2 separate regions of the Homo sapiens genome follow, and region 2 is linked to region 1. Evidence: chromatin loops called from intact Hi-C (ENCODE). Cell type or tissue: B cell. All regions are shown on one strand.

Region 1 (5,000 bases):
CCAGGGGGGAGTCTGCAGCTTCCAGACTCAGGATCTGTGTGATCGCTGTGTGATCCTGGGCAAATCCACCCCAGCGAGCCCGAGGTTCCCGAGATGTGAAATGGGCCTACTACCAGAGATAATGGTAAAGCAGGAGAGCTGGAGGAGTGGGGGCAGACCAGGCTTCATTAGCCTGTCCCGGGTGTGCGGTTTACAATAGGGCAGTGGAAACACTGTGTCTACCACATTTTGGGATTGTAGGAGGATTACTCTGGCTACAGGCACAGGGTGGTAAACAGAGCCAAAAGCTGACAAACTGGTGGCAGGAAGATTAGTTTGTGAAGATGAGAGAATCCTGCTTGGGTGCAGGAAATGGAGATGCAGGGAAGAGGACAGAATCCAGAGAGAATTTAAGAAACATATAAGCTGATTAGGAGATGAGGGAGAGTTTTACATTATTCTTATGGTTTACCTAGAGATTGTACAGCGGCTGTTTTCACAAAATCTTCGGTAGTAGGAAAGGGCCAGGGTTACTGTTCCTCTTTCATAATAAAATGAGAAAAGTCCAGCATGAGAGTTTCAAACTCTTATCTCTGTTTGCATATTACAAATTAGGAAAATGTTCTTGAGGTGGTATTAAAAAAATGAATAAAGGGACATATATTGGCTTGAAATGCTGACACAGGCTGCCATTTTCTCATCAATATACTCTCACATTAAAAAAAAAAAAAACACACACATTAAGAGGTGACAGTGTCATCCCAAACCAGAAAAGGGATTTTCCTATTTGTTAACCTAGCACTCTACATCTGAATAAAATGTTACTTTCTTATCAAAGCAAAAAGAATTCCTTCAGATATATCTTTTCTGTGAAAATCTTTGTGTTTTTCTTTTATCACACAGCCTAGCTATCTAAAATTAGATGGGAAGCAAGACCCAGGAAGTTAATTAGCACCAGGCTCACATTTACTGTAACTAATCATTTAGCATTTTTGGTCACCCACATTTTCCATTTAATTTCACAAATATAAAAAAGATCATCAATCTATGTTGTGCACAGCAAAGTGTTGGTCATCTAGATCTAAAATTGCTTCTGGGATTCTGACCAGCCTTTGATAAAATTAACTTACGATTTTTAAAATGTACCTTAATGTACTGTTCGCTAAAATTTTTTGGAAAACGGTCACTTTTGACTATCTGGACTTCTCTCCATTTCTGACCACCACCATCTTGGTCTCACAGTGACCCCAGAATGTCCGGCACTCTGTATCTCTGTGGCCACCTAGTACTTAAGTTTACAATCTACTAGTGCAGAATAACTGTTGAAATATCTCCTTTCTACAAAAATCTGTTACTGTTGATTTGAAATGTGGAAGTAAATTGTTGTGTCTTTGTCCGCCAGCCTTTGGTGAGTTGTTCTACAATTGCTTCCAATTACCTAAACCATTTCTACAACAATCAGCCTCTATTTTTAAAAGTTAGAACCACTTGGCTTTTGTCTTAGGAAAGCTTTATTAAGAGTGTTGCTTTGAATTCAGTGTAATTTTGTCTTTATGGTCAAGTTGCAATACAAACTGCAAGCAAAATGATCTAGGCTTCAAGATTCTTATATGGCCGCTCTTAGTCAAAGGTGTGACGATAAGAAAAAGCTATGCTCATAGAAGAGGACACTTCCAGTCACAATCAGAAAACGTTCCCTAACGCTGCAGAGTCAAATGCTTCCAAATGCAAAAATTGATTCTAAAAGAAAACAACAACAGCAAAATTACAGAGTAGGTTATTAAACTAGATTATTATTCCCTGCTGGCACAGCATGGCAAAATATTACCTCCTTCTTTCCATAACTTTCCACTTACCAACTTAAATGTCAATGTTTTTAAAGCTTTGGGATCATCTACAATCTTCTGTAAATTAGCAGCCACTGTAAAATATAAACGTAGAGAGAAAGTTTCCAGATTATTTCCAATAACAGTGGATTTTCACATCAATGACTCAGAAAATTTGACTAATGATGCAATAAACTGCAAAATCATTTTTCATAAACATTGCAAAGTCCATATAAATGACCAAATTACTCTCATACAGATATTTCTACAACAATTGATATCATTTCAGCAATCTTGTATCTATGCACATCTGAATTAATCACTGTATGTCAACTCTGCATTTCATATAATAAAATCTGAAATTTCTAACGGAAAGTAGAAATGATAGCAGCCCCCAGTGTTTCCGCCACTTGGCTTCTCTAAATATTCATTACTAAGAAATTTATTAGCCAGGAGAGGGCAGTACAAAACAAAGAGGAGAGGTAGTGGGGAGAAAAAAAAAACAAAAAAAAACAAAGGCTTTCTCTGGAAATAGAAGGTCAGCACATTTGAACCCCTGTCCTATAAATTCACTCAATTCTCTGAACCCATTTTTATCAAGGCAACAAAATACAGTGGATAACCTCTACAACTCAAGCGCATGTTTTAAGGCTTTCAGAGCACAGTGATCTGTCAAACCAGGGAAGTGCCACCTTGAATAATACCCAAGTTTGCTGAACAGGGTCAAGCACTAGAGTAGACGCTGTCAGTTTGGAGCTCAGTGCTGCAGATATGTTTTCAGTATTAGCTGGATTCATTGGAGATCTGTCCTTGTTCTTCACGGTGTAATGATCTATCTGATACTCCAGTAGAGAAGTCAGTTTTTTCTGCTTACTCCTCTGGCTCAGGGTACTGCTAATGAACAGAATTATCAAAAGCTAATGATGATGGAAACTTAAAACTTACTTTTTCCATGTCCACACCTGAAGTATAAAGTCCTGAAAGTCAAATAAGGGCTATTGCTTAGGGAAGGAGAAGTTACTGCTGAAGAAATTATGGGAGAATGTCGTGTTTGTCATTTTTATTTTTTTATGAGTAAAATTATCTGCTGCTTCAGTAGTTAGGTATTGAAGTTACCTGAATTTTTTAAGATAAAAAAATTTTAAGATAAAATAGTACACATACAAGTATTTTGAGAAAAGTGTTTCAAGTAGAAAAATTTAAGTAGAAAGTAGTAAGAAATCTGCGCAAGTTTTAATTTTCTCTAAGGTCGACTGACAACAACCTAGATACATGGATTTTCTGCAGATTAGTTTATTTCATTTAATCCATCAGCTGCAGAGGAGAAAAAAGAAAAATTATGTACTCAATATGGCCTATTTCTCTTTATAAACCATAATTGCAAGCATCATTTTATCTTCATTTGTTGCCCTTTTAATACTTCCATTCTGAGTGATCTGCAGTTTCATTTTTACCAACACTCCTCCCATCTGCCTCCTCTTTTTCTCCTCTTTCTTTTGCCCACATAAGCAAGCACACACATATCGGGTACACCCCAGGGCACCAATTCCAGAATAGTTATCATCGCAAAGCTTCCTGTGGCCTTTCAACAGTTTTCTGAACATATTTTAGACACTAAAATCATCAAGTCATTTATGCAAGAAACATTGGCTCATGGAGTGCAAAGCTCTGCTGTAAAATCCTGTCCACCAAAGCCAGTATTTATCATGTCAGGGCACTCTGACTACATGCAAATTACAGCAAATGAACACAGTACCCATTTTCTTAAAACATAAAAGTGTTCTAATAGTTCCTCTGATTTGGGCTGATTTCATGAGTGGCCATAAATTCTTCGTATAAATTTCAGTCCTTTCATTAGTTTCTCAGTTAATGTGGATGATTTACTGCCTTGTTCTGGGTCATCTATTTCCAGTCTGCTCTCTAATGTTCAGTCAAAAGCAGAGCTCTAGCCTACACTAATTCACAACCCTCTCTCCGGTGTACACGTATATATACAAGGGCCAATTTCCAGGGAATGTGTCAAGCAACTTGGAGACCTAAGGGCAAGATGGAGCTGCCTGCATCTTAAACAATCATCCCAGAAACCACACTCCCCAGTTGTGAATCTCACACCTCTGGGACATTAAAAATTCAAATTCTGTCTTCAGCTCAAAGTAAAAATAAGCAAAACTGGCCACTTACCTGATTACTTATCCCAGCTGCTAGGCTTATTTTCAATTTGGTTGATTCTAATTTGTTGTAAAGTGCTATAAAACACCTTCATTTAACTGACATCACATAAAATTCAGGGTGATGCTAATTTCTTTTCCAGTAGCAATGCTCATTAAAAAGATGGGTGTCACTGTTTCCTCCCATCTCCTGACTGTGCACCTGGATTTCAAAAATAAAAACGCTCCTTACCTGGAACGTGAGCTGAGAAGGAAGGGCTGGGTAGGGCTGGCTGTTGCTTTAGAGCTGCCTGAGCCTGTGCTGAGAACACTGACCTTTGTGTTGTAAGACACTCGAGTTTCTGGAAAATGTGGGACTTCTGAACCCTGCTTGCTCAGTAGCCACTGACTCATTTCAAATCCCTCTTGGTTTTCCCAAATAAAACTCATGCCCCTTGGTTTCTGCAGCAGACATTGTGCTATCTTCTTTGAACTAGTCCCTCCCTTCCCAGCCCACAATCTCTGCCATTTGGGCAAACAGGGACACCAATAATATGCACTGAGGCCCCCAGGGACTGTGGCCCTCAAGCCCTGTCACTAGGGCTTTACCAACACTCCTCCCACCCGCCTGTCCCTACAGGGTATCTTTATGTGAACAGTTAATTTTTTTTCTATTTTTTTGTTTCTCTGTATCATACTTTAGGCTTGAATACCTGTCAGGGCTGGAAGTTTCTATTTACTTTTTTTTTGTTTTGGAGAACATTTGGCCTAAGGTATGATAAGTATTGTTCTTTATGAAACTGTAACAATATCAGTAACAGCCACACGGAAAAGACGCTGATGCTCAGTACTTCCCTGAATCTAAACAGAAAGGGAAATAAGATCATCCTAGGGGTAATCCACTGGAGGCAAGGCAGCGGAGCCGACACTTTTTTGGCAAACTAAGTCAGGCATTCTCCAGACACTGTTTTCTGTATACATTCCTTGCACTATTCAAATTCTCCACATTTTTTAAAATATAATTTCAACTTTTATTTCAGATTCAGGG
Region 2 (5,000 bases), 78 kb after region 1:
TTCAACAAATGCTTTTCGCTAAGTTCTCAAGTGTAATCTTCTTCATGTGGATGAAAAATGTAATACATACCTTCTTCAAAATGGGATAACTTTAGGAATTCCCTACTGGAGAAAATTACTGCCATATAACCTCACTGGACAACAGTTCAAAACATGAAATCCTTCCCAATAAATTTTTTATCCAGATTTCTTCACCTAGAATTTTAAGTGAAATATAGACTTTAATTAATAATTATATGAAGTTTCATTTTCATAAGGAAGTAATACAAGCATATGGCATCTTCATACCTTTAATTGACAAAATGTTTATATTTCTGAAACCCCAGGACTATCAAGGACTTAACCCATAACATTGAAACTATCTCTGTATATGTTTATCTTCTCTCCAAAGCTAAGGGTTCTTTTCCCTTGACACTTAATACAGCACTGCCTTGTTATAGAGTAAGCACTTAAAAAAATAGTCACTGAATTACATAAAGTGACGTTTCTCTCTTTTTTAGTACATGGAACTGTTAACCCATTAAGTTACACAGGTCCCATACTCATGCCTCTTTAAATTTTGTGCATTATGGGAATCAAGGGCACTGTGCGAGGCATGGAACATAGAGAAGTAAACAAAATAGACCTGGTCCTTGCCCACTTGGAGCTTACCGTCTAGGGAGAAGATCATGGGATCTGACCTCAGCAGGTGTGTCCAGGAGGAGCTGTGTTTTTAACAAGTTTAACATTAATATGCTAAAACTAATATTATTGCTGGTGAGAAATATTTGCTATAATTAAAAAATATGCAATCCTTCCAACTCCTAAAGTCCAACTCTTGGAGAGGTATTAATAATATTATTCTATTTATTATTATAAAATATTATTATATTATTTAAAATAATAAAAGTTCCAAAGGATACACAAGGTTTATGGGAAAGGAAGCCATTGATCACACCTACTTGAAAAGTAATTTGCCCAGGCTAATATCACTTCTCCTATACTGTATGGTTTACAAGTATGCTGTCCACTGTATATTTGGGGAAAGAATTATTGGCTCTTTAAAAAAAAAAATGCATGATCTATCCCCAAAGTTCCTTCTCTACAGTATGTCTGCAAGTGGAGGCTCGTCTGTCTAAGTGACATCAGATTTTTGAATTTTCCAATGAGAATGGTAATGCTGCTAGTTACTCATCTGATCTGTAAACCTAAGAATTCCCTTCAGTCAACATACAGCAAATGGGTACTTTAGATGGTGGTCAGAACTCCTAACTTGGACTAACTGCTATTCTTTCCCTGCTAAAAACATTTCCTTAACTTTAAGCTCAAGATCTTCTCTCAGAGTTGATCAGTGGAAAGAAAACAGACCTGAACTTGGTTTAGGCTCTGAAGAAATTACTTTATGTTGTATGCTGTAATTCAATGAAGATAAGCCCTTGACTTCTAAGGAGTGTCAATCTAAGAAAAAATAACTCAAGAACATTTTTTGCAACAGTAGGTCAAGCTCTCTGCCATGTTATCCAAGGTTCTTTATAGAAAGAACCAAGAGATAAATTCCACTTGAATTTGGTATCAAGCAAAAGCTTGCCTCGCTATATAATCTTTTAATCCTATAGGTCTACTTTTGTCAAGAGAGGAGGACTAAATAGACAACTATAATTTCCTGGTTGCTAACAAGCTGAAGGCTAAATTTTCTTCTCAGTGATTGTAATTATATCACTCTGGGTTCCCTGCCCAATTCTCTTTCCACTCTCAAGATATTTTTAAAATCTCATTTTAGCTTCATTTTACTTCACCTACTTTATGCTTTCATACTGTAAGTCACCTTAAATCTTCTCTGGAACAAGGCAAGGTAAAAATAAATCATTCATTTATATCATGTGGTTACATCAATGCTTACTCAACTTTCAGTTCCTCTAAATATTTCTAGGGTATCTCTCTGTCCATCTCTCTACGGAAAAGCCCTCCCTTTAAAAATCATCTTCATACTCAACCTAACTTTCTACTGTTACTTTGTATATTAAAAACAACAAAGAGATAGGTTATGGCACAATTCCTATTTAAGTCCGGTTAGCCCAGTTCAAAGGTAGGGGTTACAATGGAGTCTGGGCATTCCTGGAAAAACAGTAACAACAGGTTTGAAGGATCTTAATTCTATCTTCCTTCCTTCTTTTTTTTTTTTTTTTTTCTTGAGATGGAGTCTCGCTCTGTCACCCAGGCTAGATTGCAGTGGCATGATCTTGGCTCACTGCAACCTCTGCCTCTTGGGTGCAAGCAGTTCTCTGCCTCAGCCTCCCGAGTAGCTGGGATTACAGGCGCCTGCCACCATGCTCAGCTAATTTTTGTATTTTTAGTAGAGATGGGGCTTCACCATCTTGGCCAGGCTGGTCTTGAACTCCTGACCTTGTGATCCACCCATCTTGGCCTCCCAAAGTGCTGGGATTATAGGAGTGAGCCACTGCACCCAGCCACCTTCCTTCTAATTTTGGAGCTTTGCAGGGTCCATAGATGGGTTTCTGGGGATCAGTAAACCTATCTAAACCACCTGCAAAATACTATGTAAATGTTAAATATGTATTTGGTAGGGGCAGGAGGGGGAAGCTACAGGCTTAATCTGAGTTTTTAGGTCCCTAACACCCACAGTTAAGAACTATTATCTACCTGGCCCCTCCGTCCCCACCGCCCAACTTTACCCAGTCAATCTTCAACTACCTGACTGACGGCTATGAATACAAAATACAGTTCAAAGCCCACCTTTTACTCAGCAATCAGAGTATGTTTTCCTTTATCATTTAACTTGGTTTATTCATTTTATACCCCCAGAACAGTGTCTGAAACAAAGGTCAATTCAACAAATGGAATTAATTAATCTGAGGTGTTCTATTTATTACTCATTGATGGCAAAAAAAAATCACTCATCAATAACTAATAGAGGCAAGTAATCTGGAGGCTGATGATTCCTAATTTTTAAATTGAAAATAAATACAAACCCCAGTAACAGAATCAATTAAGTGTGTATATACAGCAAAAAGGCAAACAAACAACCCCCAAAATGTAGTTAAACGATATTTCCCTACTTGATTAAATCATGTTGCAGCTGCTTCTAAATTTTAAAACACAGAAGCAATGCAAATGTGAATTTTCTCTGCAAATTCTCCTTGCAGGAGTGACACAGCAAAGAGGAATATAATAGGTTACAACTAACTCAGAAGTACAACACAGGCACAATTTCTGACCACCAACAAAGATGTAGGAGGCTGCTAACACAACCATAGCCCTTTCTCAATTCTTTTCCTGGTTTCTGACCTGAACTTTGTCATTAGCACATATTACTCTGTGAAGATTTTGATCATCTCACAATTTCTGACTTCGTACTTGCAGCAGCCTTATTATGTATGCTTCAAAGCTAGAGGATTTTAATTTCCATTTTTTATTTGCACTCAGGAGGCTGCAGATTATCCAGTATAGAAATTCCCTAGAGTGAGAATCTCTTTATATAAAATAATTCCCTACACTCGCAATTCTTTATATTAGAACAATAATAGATGTAGGCATTATTATTGAGGATTTAGCTAGAGGAAAGCAACCTCTCAAATAGAACAGCACTTTATCAAAATAATTATTATTCCTTTCTCTGGGGAGGTTGTGTGAAAGCCCTTGTTCATCTCTGCAACATGTTAAAATGTATCACTTTTATATGGCTCCTTTTTTTCATGAAGTAGGCAGCAGCACAAGTAAATAACAATAGCTGACTTTTGAGAGAAAGGGGAAGATCCTTGCAATACTGTTGAGTATATCACGGGTATTGTCACTTTAACAGCAGAGATAACCTCCCTTTAAGGTAACCTTAGACTTAATGGACCTTTCTACAGTTTCAACACCAATAACATAGTAGAGATTAGGATGGAAAAATAGATATATGGTCCTTTCCTTATCACTCAATATGCAACTTGAAGTCCAAGGCCACTACGATAAGTTTGGAGTCCTTAAACATGGTGATTTACTGAACATCATAAAGTCAATTCTAGCCTAAGAGAGGTTACTGGGCATCAGCTTGATTTGTCCTTAAAGTAAGCTTGATAAAATACTGAAATATGACCCAAAGACTGTTTATAAGAAAGATGCTAACACTGAAAAGATCAGCCTCTAATAATTATCTAAGAAACAGGAAGGAAAGTATAAAAGGACCAGGAGTTTAGAAAAAGAGAAGAAGAAGATTAAAATGTACACTGCACCAAATCTACAAATACCCAAATTCATGCACTTTGTTGCACTGTGGTGAGGCAAACCCAAGGGAACCAGTGACAGCTTTTTGGGAAGGTGAGCGAAGACCTGTTTGTCTGCAGTGGAAGGAGAGGCCAACTGCATGCTGGGCAAGGGTCACAGAAGACAAATAAGATTGGGAAAGGAGACCAAGAATGTAAACCAACCAACCATGACTAAGGGCCAAACAGGTAATAATTCCAACAGACCCACTGCCAAAGACAGTGGTTAATTACATTCTCCTTTCAGGTAAGTACAGGAAAAAATGAGTAACTATACTGAAGAGGAATCAACCTGATAACAGAGAAGAGAAAGAAAAGCATTCAGTGAACAGCAAGCTCCTTGTAACTTCTGTTGAAAGTAAAGGCACAAGTCAAAAAAACAAAAAACAAACAAACAAAAAAACCAAAAAAAACCCAACATTGTTCATTTGCATCTTATAAGTGACCAAAAAAAAGTTATAAACAAGAATATAATGATGTTATTTCAAAATTTAATCTGGTTAAAAAAAAAATCAAGTTAGTCCTAAACCTGTGCCTTGGTACATTTTCACATTTCTTCTTCCATTCCTCCCACACCCTGGGTGTTTCCTCTTCTTTTAACCTGCAGAGCACAGCTAGAAGCTACACAACAGAGCTGGAAGGCATCCTCTAGAACAGAAACACTCAGGCCCCCTGCCTCACCCACCCCCACACCCCCTGCAGCAGGCCAGAGGCAGTCTTAGCCGTCCACCCCAGTTGACACTGATATTTGAAAAA

What was found. Peaks named below come from ENCODE experiments on the same cell type or tissue, not always from the same donor. Only the 100,000 strongest peaks of a DNase experiment are listed, where the experiment ranks them.
Region 2: it touches region 1 in a loop (3-fold over the local background); 2 of 110 quality-filtered maps call a loop at or near these places.

Annotation. Positions count from the first base shown.
Region 1 is chr2:167,962,827-167,967,826 of GRCh38, forward strand. It overlaps STK39 (serine/threonine kinase 39), which reads right to left. Exons shown (of 18, transcript NM_013233.3): 17 at 1,836-1,900. Among named protein-coding and RNA genes, the nearest start is that of B3GALT1-AS1, 24 kb to the left of the region's middle. In B cell, CTCF peaks have their summits at 2,284 (motif pointing right) and 2,483; no DNase peak of the experiment used is centred here.
Region 2 is chr2:168,040,429-168,045,428 of GRCh38, forward strand. All of the region lies in intron 14 of STK39 (serine/threonine kinase 39), which reads right to left. Among named protein-coding and RNA genes, the nearest start is that of B3GALT1-AS1, 100 kb to the left of the region's middle. In B cell, no CTCF peak of the experiment used is centred here; a DNase peak (open chromatin) is centred at 2,063; H3K4me3 peaks cover 472 bases; H3K27ac peaks cover 577 bases.